Linked DNA regions of Homo sapiens: region 2 is linked to region 1. A link is an interaction called in ENCODE POLR2A ChIA-PET data of the cell type or tissue named here. Cell type or tissue: OCI-LY7. All regions are shown on one strand. Each heading gives the region's core, and the rest is flanking DNA. Links, peaks and the distances in the headings are about the cores only.

Region 1 (8,924 bases), core at 402-8,401:
ACCAAGATCTATGAATCCATTTTCCAAAGATACTTAAATCTTGCAACATGGGAGAATAGTCACATCAGAACATTTACTTCTTCAAAATATCTCTTTTTTTGGGAAATTTACTAGTTTGTTGTTTTATGATTTAGTTGAAATGCAGGGAGTCACCTGCCCAACAGCATCTCAAATAATTAAAAGCCCTAATCTCCTGTCTCTTCCCCAAAGGGGGAATAAAAGGAACTAGAACCTCCCATCTCTCTCCCCACCTGGATACTTTTAGGCCAAGTCCATGGAAAACTCCTCTGTGTCTGTAAGCTGAATAATCCAAGTAGGCTGTGTCAGCTGAATAATCCAGGACTATTCAGATATTTGAAAAAAAATTCATATTTCAGTAGTGTGGGTTGACTTTTGCTTGAATCTATTGATTACAGAAAAAAGGGAGGTAAAAGTCTTTGGTCAAGGTCTTCTGATGCCTTGATACTTTACTGTCATTGATATCACATGTATTTACAGAGGCAAAGACCTAGAAGTCAACCCTAATTTGGGCTATTTCTGAAATTCTCAGAATTAGTATTATATTAATACTGTAACATGAATTCATTTTATTTGTGTAACTGAGGCAGGGGAATAGGGTCTGGAGACAGGGAATCTAAGGACGACTTGGACAGGCTCCCTGGAGCTGAGGAGTCTGCACACTGACCTATGATTGGCCCATTCCAGGACCTTCATTTGCATAAGATGCCAAACCACATCGGCCTCTGATTGACCACAGGCCAAATCTGCACTCTGGCCAATGATTGGTTCATTCTAGGACCTTCCTTTGCATAAAGCACCAAACTACATCAGTCTTGGATTGGCCATGGGCCAATTCACCTCAGCCTCTAGTTGGCTGCGAGCCAGTCCTTCATTTACATAGGGTGTAAGCAACGAGAAACCTCTAGGGAGTACTTAAGCTTCCAAAGACTTTGCTACCAGGGCTCTTGAGCCAATTGCTAGAGCCTGCTCTCATCTTGTGGAGTGTACTTTTGCTTTTGCTCCTTCCCTGCTTTCTGCTCTAATAAATCCACTTCTTCACCACTCGTTTGTGTGTCGTTCAATTCTTTGTTGAACACACCAAGAACCTGGACACCTCACGACTGGAACCCTTAATTAGGTAACATAATCAGGAAGGCAGTGGTCTAGCCTCCCTAAAATGACCATATCAGCTTGTGAGCCTATCATAGTTTTTAGAAAAACAATATCAATAACATCAATCATAAAGTAAACGTGGGCTGGCCCATGATCCAATTGAATTTACCTGCATTATTGGTCATTACTCTGTTACTATTCTTGTTACCAAAAAAAAAACTTTCTTGGTTTCAGCATTCAGGAACAAACTCTAAAATATTCATATAGTTTTTGAATTCCAAAAATATTTCAAATCTAGAAAGGCTGATGCACTTTAATAATTTTTTTCTCAAAATTGTGTGTGTATGTGTCTTTTTTCATCTATGTTGTGTGTATCAGTAGTTTCTTCTCTTCATACATGAATATTATTTTATTTTATGAATGTACCACAATCTGACTTATCAATGATTGCTAAACATTTGACTTGTTTCCAGTTTGAGCTACGATGAACACAGCTGCTATAAACACTTAACTATAGATGTTTGTGTGGCCATAAGTTTTCATTTCTGTTGGGTAAAAACCTAGGAGAATTGCTGGGCCACGTGGTAAATGTATATCTACCTTTAAGAAACTGCAGAACAGTTCTGCAAATTGGTGGTACCATTTTGTCTTCCCCCAGGCAGTGTGTGAGAGTTCTAGTTGCTGTTTGAAATGGTTTCTGATGGAGGCATAAAGAGGAATAGATGAGTTGTTTTTTTTAATGTTTAATTTTTGTGGGAACATACTGGGGGTATATATTTATTGAGCATATGAGATTTTTGATACAGGTGTATAATGTGTCATCACATCAGGATAAATGAGGTATTGATCACCTCAAGCATTTATCCTTTGTTTTACAAACAATCCAATTTATGCCATCTTAGTTATTTTAAAATCTACAATTATTATTGACTCTAGTTATCCTGTTATGCTATCTACTAAGTTATTCTAACTACTTTTTTGTACCCATTAACCATCCTCCCTTCCCCTCACCCCCTTATTACCCTTCCCAGCCTCTGGTAACCATCTTTCTACTCTCTATCTTCATGAATTCAACTGTTTTTTTAGCTCCCACAAATAAGTGAGAACACGAGAAGTTTGTCTTTCTGTGCCTGTTTTATTTCACATAACATAATGATCTCTAGTTCCACCATGTTGCAAAAGACAGAATCTCATTCTTTTCTATGGCTGAATAGTACTCCATTGTGTATATGTACTATATTTTCTTCATCCATTAATTTGTTGATGGACACTTGGGTTGCTTCCAGATCTTGGCTATTGTGAACAGTGCTGCAATAAACATGGGAGTGCAGGTACCTCTTTGATAAACTGATTTCCTTTCTTTTGGGTATATATCCAGCAGTGGGATTGCTGGATCATATGATAGCTCTACTTTTAGTTTTTTGAGGAACCTCCAAACAGTTCTCCATAGTGACTCTACTAATTTACATTCCCACCAACAGTGTAGGAGGGTTCCCTTTTCTCCACATCTCACCAGCATTTGTTATTGCCTGTCTTCTGGATAAAAGCCATTTTAACAACGGTAAGATGACATCTCATTGTAGTTGTGATTTGCATTTCTCTGATGATCAGTGACGTTGAGCACCTTTTCACGTGCCCGTTTGCCATTTGTATGTCTTCTTTTGGGAGATGTCTATTCAGATCTTTTGCCAATTTTTAAATTGGATGACTAGATATTTTCCTATAGAGTTGTTTGAGCTCCTTGTATATTCTGGTTATTAATCCCTGGTCAGATGGATAATTTGCAAACATTTTCTCCCATTGTGTGGGTTGTCTCTTCACTTTGTTCATTGTTTCCTTTGCTGTGGAGAAGCTTTTTAACTTGATGTGATCCCATTTGGATGAGTTGTTTTTTCATAGGAAAATGTGTTCACCTCTAGGGATGAGTTGTTGGCGGTGATCAGGGCTGGTGCTCAGCATTCTCTGAGACTGTCTCTGAATGGGGTAGCCCCCTGGGAGTTGTACCTTCCTTACCACTGCAGAGTCCGCTTACAGGTGTTTCTCCGTCCCTGCACTGAGAGCTGCTTGAGGATGGGGGCCAGGTCTTAGTCATCTCCGCAGTCTCAACTCCCAGCAGAGTCTGGGACAGCATAGGTTTCAACATGTGTTGTTGAATTGAACAGCAAATCTCTCCAGTGGCCAGGATGTTGTGAGGGGAGGGAAAGCTCAGGTGGGTGTGGCCTACTCCTTTACGTCTCATTTTCTGTGGCGGTGAAGGCACCAATGGTCATGAATTTCATCTAAAAACACAATAAATTGAAGCACAGTGAAGGGTATCAAGGCGGTGGGAAGGTCCTGCTACAGACAGAGTATGAAAACTGTTGAAAAACATAAAAATCAACATATTATGATTTTAAAAATGAAGAGTTATGAGGGGCTTGTTTGTAATACCATACCTGAATTGCCTCGCCTCACACGTGGGCCTGGATGTGGGTGGGAGGGGAAGGCAGTGTTGGAATTTTTAGCTGCTGCCTCATTTTCATTTGGGCTGAAATGCTCTGAACCCCATGAGGCATGCGTGGTGAGAGGTCCTGATTCACGGTGCTCCTTTCTGCAACATCAGTGATCCTGCTTCTAAACCATTCCTTGTCCCCGTCTTTCTGTTTGTTGTTGTGGTTTAGCTGGGGAAAGTAAAATGTCTAATTGAAGAAAGTGGGCAGGTCACTCCTTCTTAACCAAGTCATCCAGCTGCTGGACTCTCCTAGAGATGTTTCCATTTAGCAGGGAAAACTCTATTTTTCCTTTCTCCTTCCTCACCTCCCCCACCTCCATTTTTATCCCCTAGAGCAAATTCAGGGCCTCTCTGAGTTGGTACCACCTTACATTAATTGGCACTAATGCAAGTATTCACAGCTGTGCGTGGGATGCTTCTGAGTGCAAAATGGATCTGTCTGTGCCTGGGAACGGTTCTTTCACTTCAGGTGTGTAATTTACTCTTCTGTGAGATGCGTTCCCCGGGCTCCCCTGCTGCACCAAGCAGCACCTCAGCTGCCACTACAGAAGAGCTCAGCAACAGACGTTTGCTTATGGTCATAAATCTTAGCAGACACACCTGTACATGACCACAACATGCAGTTATAGAAACAAAGAACTTCCCATCAAGCTGAAACTGATCCAGGAGGTGTGGGTGGCTTGGCAGCAAAGGGGGGCCATTACCAGGAGAGCCCAGGTGACCGTGGAGGAGCTCAGGGAGCACCCTAGAGGCGGCTGGGGCTTGGGCACAATGAGCTTTGGTTAAGAGAGACTGGGATTCAGAATTGCTGTCTGCTCTCATAAGCCCTGTGATTGTAGGCAACTTACCTTAAATTTCTGAGCTATGGATTTCTCAAATGACACTCTTGGAACTTAGATCTATCATCTTAAAATTTATTTTCTATTTATCTCACTTGTTTTATGTTCCTTTTCTTCTCCTTGCTTGCCCATTTTTTGGATTATTTATGTATTTAAAAATTATTCATGGCTGAGCGCAGTGGCCTATGCCTGTAATCCCAGCACTTCGGGAGGCCAAGGTGAGAGGATCGCTTGAGCCCAGGAGTTCGAGACCAGCCTGGATAATGCAGTGATACCCATCTCTATTAAAAAAAAAAAAAAAGCAGCTGGGTGTGGTGGCACATACCTGTAGTCCAGCAACTCTGGAGGTTGAAGTGGGAAGATCGCTTGAGGCCAGGAGTTTGAGGCTGCAGTGGGCTATGATCATGCAACTGCACTCCAGCCTGGGTGACAGAGAAAACAAGAAACGAAAATATTATTCCATGTCCCATCTCTATCAGCTGTTAAGTTATACCTTCCTTTACTGGTTATCCAAGGACCAAGAGATGACAATAGCACTACCTTATTAAAATTGAATATAAAGTTGCACATCTGTCTATTCCTGGACAATGCACAGACCCCAAAAAGTTTGACTCTATTTACCTTCAATCCTGCCTTTTGTGCAGGATTTAATTCTAAATATATATAAGACCTCACAAAATATCAGTCATTATTGACAACCAGTATTCTTTTAGATTTACCCGTGTAGCCATCCTTTCTCTTGTTCTTCGTTTCTTTCTGTGTGTGGTAGACAGAACAATGGCCCCCACAAAGACGTCTCATTCTAATCTCTGGAAACTGTGAATATGTTAGGGGGAATAAAGGTTCCAGGAGGAACTAAGGCTGCTCATCAGTTCGAGGGATTATCCTGGGCCGGCCCAATTAATCATCACTAGGAGACTTAACTGTGTAAGAGGGAGGCAGGAGAGGAGAAGGAGAGATGGCAGTGTGAGAAGGCCTCAGCCCGACATTGCTGGCTTTAAGGATGGCGGACAGGACCTTGATCCAAGGAACACAGGAGACCTCTAGACCCAGCAAAGTCAAGAAACAGACTATCCCCTGGAGTCTCCAGAAGGGAATGCAGCACCGTGGACACAGATTTTAAAGCTCAGTGAGAACCATGTCAGACTTCCAATCTCCAGAGCCGTAAGATAATACACGCACATTGTTTTAAATTATGATGTTTGTGGCCATTTATTACAGCGGCAAGTGGGAACTAATACTCTATATCTCTGTTTTCATGCAGAATCATTTTGCTTCTATCCGAAGAACTTGTTTTAGTCATTTCCTTTAAGAAAATGTGGGGCTGTGGTAATGAATTTTGTCAGATTCTGTTTGAAAATGTCTTTCTCATGCTTTCATTTCTTTGGTTTGCAATTTTATTGATTTCTGCTCTTAATTATTTCCTTTCTTCTGCTTATGTTGGGTTGAATTTGCTTTTCTTCTCTAGTTTCACAAAATGAAAACTTAGAGTATTGATTGAAAACCTTTCTTCTTCCCTCATATAAGCATTTAATGCTACAAACTTCTCTCTAAACAATGCTTTAGTTGCTTCCAACAAATTTTGATATACTGTAATTTTGTTTTCATTCAGTTCAAAATATTTTCTTATTTCCTTTAACACTTCCTCTTTGACTCATGGGTAATGTAGAAATGTGTTGTTTATTTCCAAATATTTTGGAGTTTAACAGAAATCTTTCTGTTACTGATTTCTAGTTTAATTCCATTATGGTCTGAGAATATACTTTGTATGATTCCTATTCTTTTAAATTTGTTAAGGTTTGTTTTATGGTCTGAATATGGTCTCTCTTAAGGAATGTACACTTGTAAACAACGTGTATTCTGCTTTAGGTCAATTTGATCAATAGCGTTGATCAGCCCTATATTCTTACTGATTTTCTGTTTACTTGTTCTGTTGATTCCTGAGAGAGGAATATTGAAGTCTCCAACTATAATTGTAGATTGGTCTGTTTCTTCTTTCAGTTTCATTGTGTTTTGTTGTAATTCATGTAATTTGAAGCTCTGTTGTTAGGTCAATTTAGGGCAGTTTTGTCATCTTGGACTATGGACTTATTTATCATTAAATAAAGTTCTTCTTTATTCTTAATAATATTCCTTGTTCTGAAGTCTACTTTGATATTGATATAGCTACTCCAACTCTCTTTTCATTAGTGTTTGTCTATCTTTTTTTTTTTCATTTTCTAAGAAACTATTTTTGTATTTTTGCTTAAAGGAAGTTTGTTGTAGATATAATGTGGACAGGTCTTGCTTTTTTATCCAATTTGTCAATTTTGTCTTTTAACTGGTGTGGTTGAACTGTTCACATTTAATGCGATCACTGATATATCTGTATTAAAATCTATCTTGTTAGCCATTTTCTATTCGTTCCATCTGTCTTTGTTTTTATACTTATCACTTAAGAGATGTCACTCCATTATCTTTTAGCTTGTGTGAATTCTGATGTGAAGGCTGTTTAATTCTTACTTTGTTTTCCTATATATAATGTGTCTTATTTCTCTGGCTGCCTTTGAGGTTTTCTCATTGTCTTTTGTTTTCAGCAGTTTAAATATATGTGAAGGGTGTGTATGTATATATATGTGTGTGTGTGTGTCCTCATTTTTCTTTTTGTTTTCAGTTTGGGTAATTCCTATGAACCAGCATCACTGCTTCACTCCTTAGCTGGGTCAAATCTACTGATGAGGTCATCAAAGACTTTCTTCATCTCTGCTACTTTTTGTTGTTGCTGTTGCTGTCATTTAAAAAAAATTTCTAGCATTTGCTTTTAATTCTTTCTTAGAGTTTCAGTCTCTCTGCTGAAATTGCCCATCTGATCTTGCCTGTTGTCTACCTTCTCCATTAGAGCTTTTAAAATATTAATCACAGTTATTTAAAATTTTCTATTAGGTAGTTCAAACATCCCCATCACAGTTGAGTCTGGTTCTGATGAGTGCCTTGCCTCTTCAACAGTGTTATTATATTCTTGCCTTTTCACATGCTTCTTCACTTTTTGCTGAAAGCCAGGTATCTCATATATGCAGTAAACTAGGGTCAATCATTTTGCAGGCTGGGATGAGCACACTTTTGGTTCCTGCTGGGCCTTTGTGCTGGGATGTGAAATAAGCTAGTTAGGGATGAGGTTGGACTGAGGTATGTTGTTGCTATGGTTAACTTCAGTGCATCACAATCCTTAAATTTCTCTAATGACACCTACTGTTTAGAGAAGGGGCAGATTTGCCAGAGGGTTTTTCCTTCAATGTGTGTTCCATGCTCATTTTTAAGTCTTCTTCTTCCTCTTTTTCTTTTTTCAGAAAAAGTCTGTTTATATGCTCTTGTCCCTCTTCTCTCCCTGTCCCAGGAGTTCTACACTCTCACCTGTTATTCAATGCTAGTTAGCCTTGTAGTAGTGGGATAATGGGGGGGAATATTCTCTGTTGTTCTGATTGAACCTCAGTCTTAGATGGGCACTATGTTCCTAAGACTCAATGACCCTGCTCCTCTGCTGGCTGTAGTGCTGGACCCAGCACATATTTCTTACTCCCCTCTCTCCTCATAGTGATAGGGTATTTTTTTTTTCTGGTTCTCTTCCACCAGCTGCAATGTATTTTCACTGGTGCCCTAAGGAAAATAGTGTTTGTTGCCCTTCCCTGCACAGATTAAGGATTTATTTCAGACAGGTGATAGAAGAGAAGACTGTGGATGGATTTTGCACCCCTCCCATTGTGTTTGCTCTTCTTTTCTCCTGTTTTACACCTCAGAGAACACTTTCATAGGGCCCTTTTCAATTTTTGTGAGCTCCCAGTGGGGTCCCTGGAAAAAAAGCCTGAAGAAGGGACAGATTCTCCAATTTCTTTTTTTTTTCTTTTTTGAGATGGAGTCTCACTCTGTTGCCAAGGCTGGAGTGCAGTGGCGTGATCTCAGATCACTGCAGCCTCTGCCTCCTGGGTTCAAGCGATTCTCCTGCCTCAGTCTCCCGAGTAGCTGGGATTACAGGCATGCTCCACCACATCTGGCTAATTTTTATAGTTTTAGTTGAGATGGCGTTTCACCATGTTGGCCAGGCTGTTCTTGAACCCCTGGCCTCAAGTGATCTGCCCACTTTGGCCTCCCAAAGTACTGGGATTACAGGTCTGAGCCACCACACCCGGTCAATATTCTCCAATTTCTTTGACTCATAGGGGCTTCACACACTTGCCAGTGCATGCTCAGCTTTCAGCAATTTACTAACTATGTTAGCTGAACTGCTCTTACAAGCATACACTTGTGTCCACCTCGGGGAAACCAGTGCTCATATCTCATCTTTCCCTGAAGGTCTTAGATTTATATCTCTTTAGATTTGGGGCCATTTGATTTCTCTGAAACCTGAGTTCTCTGATAGTTTTTAGAAAGTAATGAACTTTCAGATTGTCTAGCTTTTTCATATTAGTGTGGGAGCAATGCTGTTTTCAGCTCTTTATGTCCCCAAG
Region 2 (8,924 bases), core at 463-8,462, 180 kb before region 1:
CCTGGTCCTCCACTGAACGAATGACCTCTGAAACCAGTTAGAGCAATACTGGGGCAATGCCTGCTCCTCCAAGCAGGGGACCAGTGTGACTGATATATTTGAGCTTTCCCGACACTTCCTGAGCAGGCACAAGGCCCCTATGCATGAGGATATGTTCTTAGCAATCAATCCATTATTCTTTTCTCTTCTGTTTTGCTTTCTTTCTTTCTTTTTTTTTTTTTTTTTTTTTTTTGAGACGGAGTCTCTCTCTGTCACCCAGGTTGGAGTGCACTGGCACCATCTTGGCTCACTGCAACCTCCACTTCTCAGATTCAGGTGATCCTCCTGCCTCAGCCTCCTGAGTAGCTGGGATTACAGGCATGCACCACCACATCTGGCTAATTTTCATATTTTTAGTAGAGCCAGGGTTTCACCATGTTGGCCAGGCTGGTCTTAAACTCCTGACCTCAAGTGATCCTCCCACCTCGGCCTCCCAAAGACCTGGGATTACAGGTGTGAGCCACCGAGCCCGGCTGATCAATCCATTATTCTAGGGAAATTGAGCAGAATCCTCGTGTCACAACGTGGGCAATGACTTCAGAACATCACTTGCTGGAGCCATATTTTTTCAAGACACATGCCAGTCACTCTGCTCGTCTGAACATACTGCAAGGGTGGTCTCTGCAGGAGGGAGAACGTGAGGCGACCACCCTCCTATGCCAGTACTCTGCTCTCGTAGTTAGGGAACCCCAAGCCCACAGGGCCTCCCCAGGAGCCCTACTTCTGAAATGTGGAATTTTGCCCTGGGACATTATAGAAGAAAAGTTCTCTGCTCCACGTAGCAAGAGTCAAAGAACTAGAAACAGCCATCATGGATTGCTTTAATGATTTCCAGATATCAACATGGGGAAAATTTCTAGACAACATGGGGGAAATAAAAGTTGTACAATGCAGAGCACATATATAATTTTTAAATGGCATGCAAAAAGGCTGTGTGGCCACCCTACAGACTTGAGATTTATTTATTTTATTTTATTTTATTTTATTTTATTTTATTTTATCTTTTGAGACAGAGTCTAGCTGTGTCACCCAGGCTGGAGTGTAGTGGCTCAATCTCAGCTCACTGCAACCTCCACCTCCCGGGTTCAAGAGATTCTGCTGTCTCAGCCTCTCAAGTAGCTGGGACTACAGGCACATGCCACTGCACCCAGCTAATTTTGCATTTTTAGTAAAGACAGGGTGTCACCATGTTGGCCAGGCTGGTCTCGAACTCCTGGCCTCAGATGGTCCGCCTGCCTCGGCCTCCCAAATTGCTGGGATTACAGGCATGAGCCACCGTGCCCAGCCTTGGGATTTTTTTAAAAAAATAACTAAAACCCCTGTTGAAAATGCTTTTTCTCTATACTGCCAAAGAGCTCAGACTATTACAATTATTAGATATAGACATTAGATATTTCCTTGCACTACAGAGAAATAAAGTTATTAGCATGATGGGTCTAAAAATAGGCTATTTGTAGCTGAGTTGTGATGTATTTTCTAGATACTTTGTTTTAATTTCTAACTTTGTTAACTCAAGTATAAGATGCTATATGTTATATGCTTCTTGGCATTACATTATTCGGTCAGGATCTGATTTAATTTCTTTTATAATAAACAAATAAATCTAAAAATATTTTATTTATCATCTCCAGCAAGTTCCCCTACGCTGGCTCCGGGACCAATAGTCAGCTAACGGGGCTTCATTAGGGTGACATGCAGTGAATTTCCAAAGCTATGTCTAGATGCTTTGAGAATGGACACCCGTTCTCCTTTGCCACTGCTCCTCCAGTTCTGTGCTGTACCTTCAGCCAAGGCCCAGTCTTCACTTTGTCCAACAGTTTTGCTAACCACATCCTTGTCTTGTTTCTTAGGATTGAGCCCCAGCCACTGAATCCTGCCTACTCTATTCTCCTGAGCCTGGGGCTCTTCTTTGCTTTTGCCACAATGTCTATTTTATCCTTCCACCTCCGTTGGGACTGGGATCTGGTCCTTCAACTCTTGGTTCATTGCTGTCATCTTGTTACCTGCTGAAAACTGTATATGATGCTGCCAGCCTGCCTGGATTGCCAAATATCAGCTCCCTGCTTATTGAACACGCCCTGACGCCTACTGCTTGCATTGACAGTTCACATTAGTCAAGTGCTCGCGGTGTGACAGGGCACAGTGCCATGGGCTCTGCATTTGTGACCTCATATGATCTTCCTAAGGATCCTATGAGGTAGATAATATCTCTGTTTTACAGGTAAGCATACTGGAAAATGTGAAGTAAAAGAATTTGTATCAGGTTGCTGGGTGCGGTGGCTCACGCCTGTAATCCCAGCACTTTGGGAGGCCGAGGCAGGCAGATCACCTGAGGTCAGGAGTTCGAGACCAGCCTGCCCAACGTGGTGAAACCCCGTCTCTACCAAAAAAAAAATACAAAAAATTAGCCGGGCGTGGTGGCGGGCACCTGTAATCCCAGCTACTCAGGAGGCTGAGGCAGGAGAATTGCTTGAACCTGGGAGGCGGAGGTTGTGGTGAGCTGAGATCATGCCACTGTACTCCAGCCTGGGCGACAAGAAACTCCATCCCCCGCCGCCCCCTCCAAAAAAAAAAGAATTTGTGTCAGGTTATACAACCAGTAAAGGGAGAATCTGAGATTGGAGGAGTCTCAAGCTGGTTCCCATTCTGGGGAAGCCCTGCGGCCGCAGTCTACAGGTCCCGGGTGAAGCCTGCGCTGAGGCATCTCTCACCATGGCCTGGGCTGAATTTGGTGCTGTCGTTTTGTCCCCAACTCAATAGATGGGTCCAATTCGAGGGTCACATACTGCCAGGCTGTTCTGTCATAATTGGCTCTTACATTTTTGACTCACACCACAGCATATCTAGGACTACCAATAATTAATAATGGGAAATGCTAGGTATGAAGAACAGATATAAAAATGTATTTATATTTGGTAAAACTTTATTAGATTTTATTCTTCCCTCCCTTCCTTCCTTTCTCACTTCCTCCCTCCCTTCCTTCCTTTTTTCCTTCTTCCTTCCCTCCCTTCCTTCCCCCTTCCCTTCCCTTCCCTTCCCTCCTTCCTTTCTTCCTTCCTCCTTTCTTCTTTCCTTCTGTATAAGAGAAACTTTTGTGTTTTTTTTTTTTTTTTTTTTTTTTTTTGTTGTTGTTGTTTGAGACGGAGTCTCACTTTGTCGCCCAGGCTGGAGTGCAGTGGCACCATCTCGGCTCATTGCAAGCTCCGCCTCCCGGGTTCACGCCATTCTCCTGCCTCAGCCTCCGGAGTAGCTGGGACTACAGGCGCCCGCCACCATGCCCAGCTAATTTTTTGTATTTTTAGTAGAGACGGGGTTTCACCGTATTAGCCGGGATGGTCTGGATCTCCTGACCTGGTGATCCGCCTGCCTCGGCCTCCCAAAGTGCTGGGATTACAGGTGTGAGCCACCACGCCTGGCAAGAGAAACTTTTAAAATGTCTTCTAAGATCTTAGGAAAGTTATATCATCTAGAAAAGAGATGTTCATATTCCACTGAAAGTCCATTGTGAGAAATTTTCTCACACATTTTGCTGTACTGGCAGTCTTGTGTTCTGTATAGAATTTGTTTTAATATAATTTATTGCAAAAGCTTTCTGAAGGAAGCAGGAACCATGAGAAAAATTTTCAAATAATATACTGAGCAAAGTTTGGTGTGACAGTTCTGCAGAATATTTTCTATTTTCCTCTCACTTTAGAATTAAGTATTTTTAAAAATCTTTGACTTAAAGAAAATCAGTACATACATATTGGCAGATCACATAGAGAAAAACTTTTTTTGAGCCTCAATAATTTAGAAGTCATGATTGTTTGAATAAGGACAAGGTAAAGTAAATGTATTAAAGAGTAGAAGAATTAGAAATCACTCAGCACAGACATCCTCATACCCAATACCTCTCGCAAATACACATACACATCCTCACACCCGAGACACATCACACATCACTATATAAGGTGAGAATCCTCAGCTGCTAAACTAACAAAAAAGTTGCACAAGAAAAAACAAATTGGGCCAAGGCCCACAACAACTCTGGGACCCTTGAGAGCCAAATATAAATCCACACTACAGGAGTCAAATTCATAAATACAAAAATTAGCCGGGCATAGTGCATGCACCTGTAGTCCCAGCTACTTGGGAGGCTGAGGCTGAGAATCGCTGGAGCCTGGGAGGCGGAAGTTGTGGTAAGCCGAGGTCATGCCACTGTACTCCAGCCTGGGCAACAGAGCAAGATTCTGTCTCAGAAAAAAAAAAACAAACAAACAAACTGAAAATACAAAAGAGAGGTTAGGAGGCCTGGAGGACAGAATGAGAAGTACAAAATAACTATACTTTTATTGGCATTCCAGAAATACAACTGTAGTGACATTCAAAGAAACAATGGGGGAAGAGTAATACTGTAACAGTTCATGTATTGTATAGCTGCTCCAGACAGAAAACTGAAAATTATGCACAGGGAAATTATTAGAATTAACAAGAGAATTTAGCTGGATAGATGCAAAATAGACATACATTTTTCTGGAAATGAGTATTTTTTCTTCTGAGTTTTTAATTTTATTGGCATAAAGTTGATTAAAGCATTCTCTTAACCTTTTAATTTCTGCTGCATCTGAACTTATGACACTTTTGTCAGTTTAACAATATTTATTTTTGCCTTTTCTTCTTTTGTTTTTTTGAGTAGTCTTACCAGATATCTACTTTTTTAGACTTTTCAAAGAGCAGTATTTTGGATTCCTTGAGCATTTCTATTATTTATGTGTTTCCTATTTAATTGACTTCTGTTTAATTGATCTATTATTTATATGGTGGTTATTTATTTGGTTTCTGCTCTCATCTCTATAGCAGTCTTCATCCTACTTTTTTGTGATTTTTTTTTCTGTTATTCTTTAACACTCAAGTTTGAAAACACAGCTACTTAATTTTCAGCCTTTAAGCATCAAGTCTATAAATTTCTCAAAAAGTACCATTTTTCTACGTCCCTTAGTATAGCTGTGTATATAAGTGAGATGGTAGATAAGAACATACTTATAAAAACAAACAAGAGTAGAATACATAAGGGTACTTAGGACTTAACACTAATACATCACGTCACACACAAAAACCAACTCTATGTGTATTAATGAGCTATATGTGAAATACAACCCTACAGAAACTTTAGAAGTTAGTCTGGGAGAATACTCATCTGAACTTAGGGATGTAAACATTTTCTTAGACAGGAAACAAAAATTGAAATCCACAAAGGAAAAATTGACAAATTGGCCTACATTTAAAATGAAAACATCTATTTATCAAAAGACACTCTAATGAGAATGAAATGACCAGCCACAGACTAGGATGAGATATTTGCTAAATGTGTAATTGTCAAGGGATTAGTCTCCTAAACATGTAAAGAATTCTTACAAATCAATAAAAAAGACATCTATTTTCACCAAAGAGTCAAAATAATTACACAAGTGTTTTATAGATGTACAAAATGTCACTCACTCATTAGCAATCAGGAAAATACAAATTAATTCTGCTATGAAGTACTGTTACACATCCACAAAGTTTGCAAAAATGGAAACCTGACACTACTGTGCGTTGAATGGGATGTGAAGCAAGACAATTTCTCATATATTGTTGATGGAAGTGTAAATTAATTGTCACTCTGGAGACCAATTTTGCTATGTGAAAATGCACATACATACTCTATGACCTAGCAATTCCACTCCTAGGTGTAAACTCTAGAGAAACTGTCCTGTTCCAGGAGGCATTTATGAAAATGCTTAAAGCAGCACTATTCTTTTATTTTTATTTTTACTTTTATGTTTTGGAGACAGAGTCTCACTCTGTTGCCCAGGCTGGAGTGTAGTGGCATGATCTCTGCTCACTGCAACCTCTGCCTTCCGGATTCAAGTGATTCTCCTGCCTTAGTCTCCCGAGTAGGTGGGCTTACAGGTGCATGCCACCACGCCTGGCAAATTTTTGTATTTTTAGTAGAGATGGGGATATTTAGTAGAGACCATGTTGGCCAGGCTGTCTCAAACTCCTGACCTCAAGTGACCTGCCTGCCTTGGCCTCCCAAAGTGCTGGGATTACAGGCATGAGCCACCGCGCCCAGCCCAAGCAGCACTATTCTTACTAATAAAAAAACTAGAAGCAAATCTATGTCCATTGACAACAGAATGAATAAAATATGGGTGACAGAATACTATATAGTAATGAGTATGAATAAATTACACCTGTGTCCATCAATGCACGAGAATCTGAAGAACATAATTTTGAGTGGAGAAAACAAAGAAAAACACAGCTTTAGTCAAATGATATACAGTTTAAAACATGCATAACTATATTTCTTTGTGAAACTACAAGGAAATGATAACTATCGAATTTAGGATTATAATGGTCTCCAGAATGGAAACCAGCGGGTCTAGGGAGGCGGACAAGGAATTCAAAAGCAATGGTGTGGCTTTGGCACTCTTTTCCTACACTTGAGGGCGAGGACATAGGGGTTGTACTATTATTCATTTTTTGTTTTTTCCATTATACTTTATACCTTACATATTTTTAAAATATTGTTTTGTATCTTCTCAGTATTTATTAAAAACAATTAAAAAAATAAAATGCTAAAGAGTGACACTTTTCCAAAATTGAAAAAGGACATAAATCCTCAGATTGTTGAAGTGCCCCCAGGCCCTTGCAGGTTAAATAAAAACAAATTCAAAACTAGACATATGAGAGTGGAACTGCAGAGCACCAAAGACACAGAAAAGACAGGGGGTAAAATAGGCTACCTTCAAAGGAAAACGTTCAATTCTGTACAACAGTGACACACCCCAGAAGTGACATAACAATTCTAGGTGCTGAAAGGAGGGAAAACCCCTGGATAGAATTCTTTTTTTTTTTTTTTTCTGGGACAGAGTCTTGCTGTATCACCAGGCTGGAGTACAGTGGGGCGATCTCTGCTCACTGCAACCTCTGCCTCCTGGGCTCAAGCAATTCTCCTGCCTGAGCCTCCTGAGTAGCTCGGACGACAGGCACACGCCACTATGCCCAGCTAATTTTTGTATTTTTAGTAGAGACAGGGTTTCACCATGTTAGCCAGGATGGACTCAATCTTTTGACCTCATGATCCACCTGCCTCGGCCTCCCAAAGTGCTGGGATTACAGGCATGAGCCACTGTGCCTGGCCAAGGGAGGAAAACCCCAGGATAGAATTCTTTATCCAGCCGCTTTATTCAAGAGTGAGGGCTAAATGATCACCCTATTAGAATTCACCATTAACAGACCTTCACTGGAAGAACTACAAATAAACAGTCATGTGTCGCTTAATGATGGGCATACATTCTGAGAAATGCATCGTTAGGCACTTCCATCTTTGTGTGAACATCATAGAGTGCACTTACACAAAGCTACACAGCATAGCCTACTCCACACCTAGGCTGTGTGGGACAGCCTGTTGCTCCTAGGTTACACACCTGTACACCATGTGACTGTGCTGAACACTACAGGCAACTGGAACACAATGCTAAGTATTTTGTGTATCTAAACATAGGAAAGATGACAGCAAAAATACAATTTAAAAGATTTTAAAATGATTCACCTGTATAAGGCACTTACCATGAATGGAGCTTGCAGGACTGGCAGTTGCTTGGATGAGTGAGTGAGTGAGTGGGGAGTGTCTGTGAAGGCCTACGACTTTACCGTATGCTACTGTAGACTTTATCAACACTGGACACTGAGGCTGCATTCAATTCATTCATTTCTTCAATAATAAATTAATCTTAGCTTACTGTAACCTTTTCACTTTATAATCTTAATTAAAAAAAACTTTTAGACCTTCTTTCCTTCCTTCCTTTTTCTTTCTTTCCCTCTCTCTTCTCTCCCTCCCTTCCATCCTCCCTTCTTTCCCTCCCTCCTTCCCTCTCTCCCTCCCTCCGTCCCTCCGTCTGTTCGTTTTCTTTCTTTCTTCTTTCTTTCCTTTTCATTTTTTCCTCTCTTCCCTCCCTCCCTTCCTTGCGTCCTCCCTTCCCTCCCTCCCTCTTTCTTTCCTTCCTTCCTTCCTTCTTCCTTTCTTTCTTTCTCTTTCTTTCTTTCTTTCTCTCTCTCTCTTTCTCTCTTTCTTTCTTTCCCTCTCTCTCTTCCCTCCCTCCCTTCTGTCCTCCCTTTCCTTCCTTCCTTCCTTCTTTTCTTCCTTCCTTCCTCTCCTTCTCCTTCTCCTTCTCTTTCTCTCTCTCTCTCTTTTGCTTGGATGGGTACAGTGACTCACACTTGTAATCCCAGCACTTTGGGAGGCCAAGGTGGGTGGATCACCTGAGGTCAGGAGTTCGAGACCCGCCTGGTCAACATGGTGAAACCCTGTCTCTACTAAAAATAAAACAATTTAGCCAGTCATGGTGGCATGCGCCTGTAATCCCAGCTACTTGGGAGGCTGAGGCAGAAGAATTGTTTGAACCTGGGAGGTGGAGGTTGTAGTGAGCCGCGGTTGTGCCATTGCACTTCAGCCTGGGTGACAGAGCAAGACTCTGTCTCAAAAAAAAAAAAAAAAAATTCTTGCTCAGTTGCCCAGGCTGGAGTCCAGTGCTGCACTCATAGCTCACTACAGCCTCGAAATCTAGGGCTCAAGTGATTCTCCCACCTCAGCCTCCCAAGTAACTGGGACTACAGACACGTGCCATCAGGCCCAGCTCATTTTAAAATTGTTTTTAGAGACTGGAGGTTCTCACTTTATTGCCCCAGCTGGTCTTGAACTCCTGGCTTAAAGCCATCCTCCCTTCTCAGCCTCCCAAAGCACTGGAATTACAGGCATGAGCCATTGTGCCTGGCCTTTTTTGACTCTTCTGATAACACTTGAAACATGAACACAGTAAAGAGCTGTTCAAAAATATTTTCTTTCTTTATATGTGTATTCT

What was found. ChIA-PET counts read pairs that join two places held together with the same protein. Peaks named below come from ENCODE experiments on the same cell type or tissue, not always from the same donor. Only the 100,000 strongest peaks of a DNase experiment are listed, where the experiment ranks them.
Region 2: POLR2A ChIA-PET joins it to region 1 with 9 read pairs; 1 of 35 experiments calls an interaction of 5 or more read pairs at or near these places.

What each region holds. Positions count from the first base shown.
Region 1 is chr6:156,577,989-156,586,912 of GRCh38, reverse strand. No RefSeq gene overlaps it. Among named protein-coding and RNA genes, the nearest start is that of ARID1B, 190 kb to the left of the region's middle. RefSeq lists an enhancer at 4,181-4,330. In OCI-LY7, for the core only: CTCF peaks have their summits at 4,083 and 4,299; a DNase peak (open chromatin) is centred at 4,192; H3K4me3 peaks cover 864 bases; H3K27ac peaks cover 1,914 bases.
Region 2 is chr6:156,755,952-156,764,875 of GRCh38, reverse strand. No RefSeq gene overlaps it. Among named protein-coding and RNA genes, the nearest start is that of ARID1B, 17 kb to the left of the region's middle. In OCI-LY7, for the core only: no CTCF peak of the experiment used is centred there; a DNase peak (open chromatin) is centred at 4,185; H3K27ac peaks cover 1,053 bases.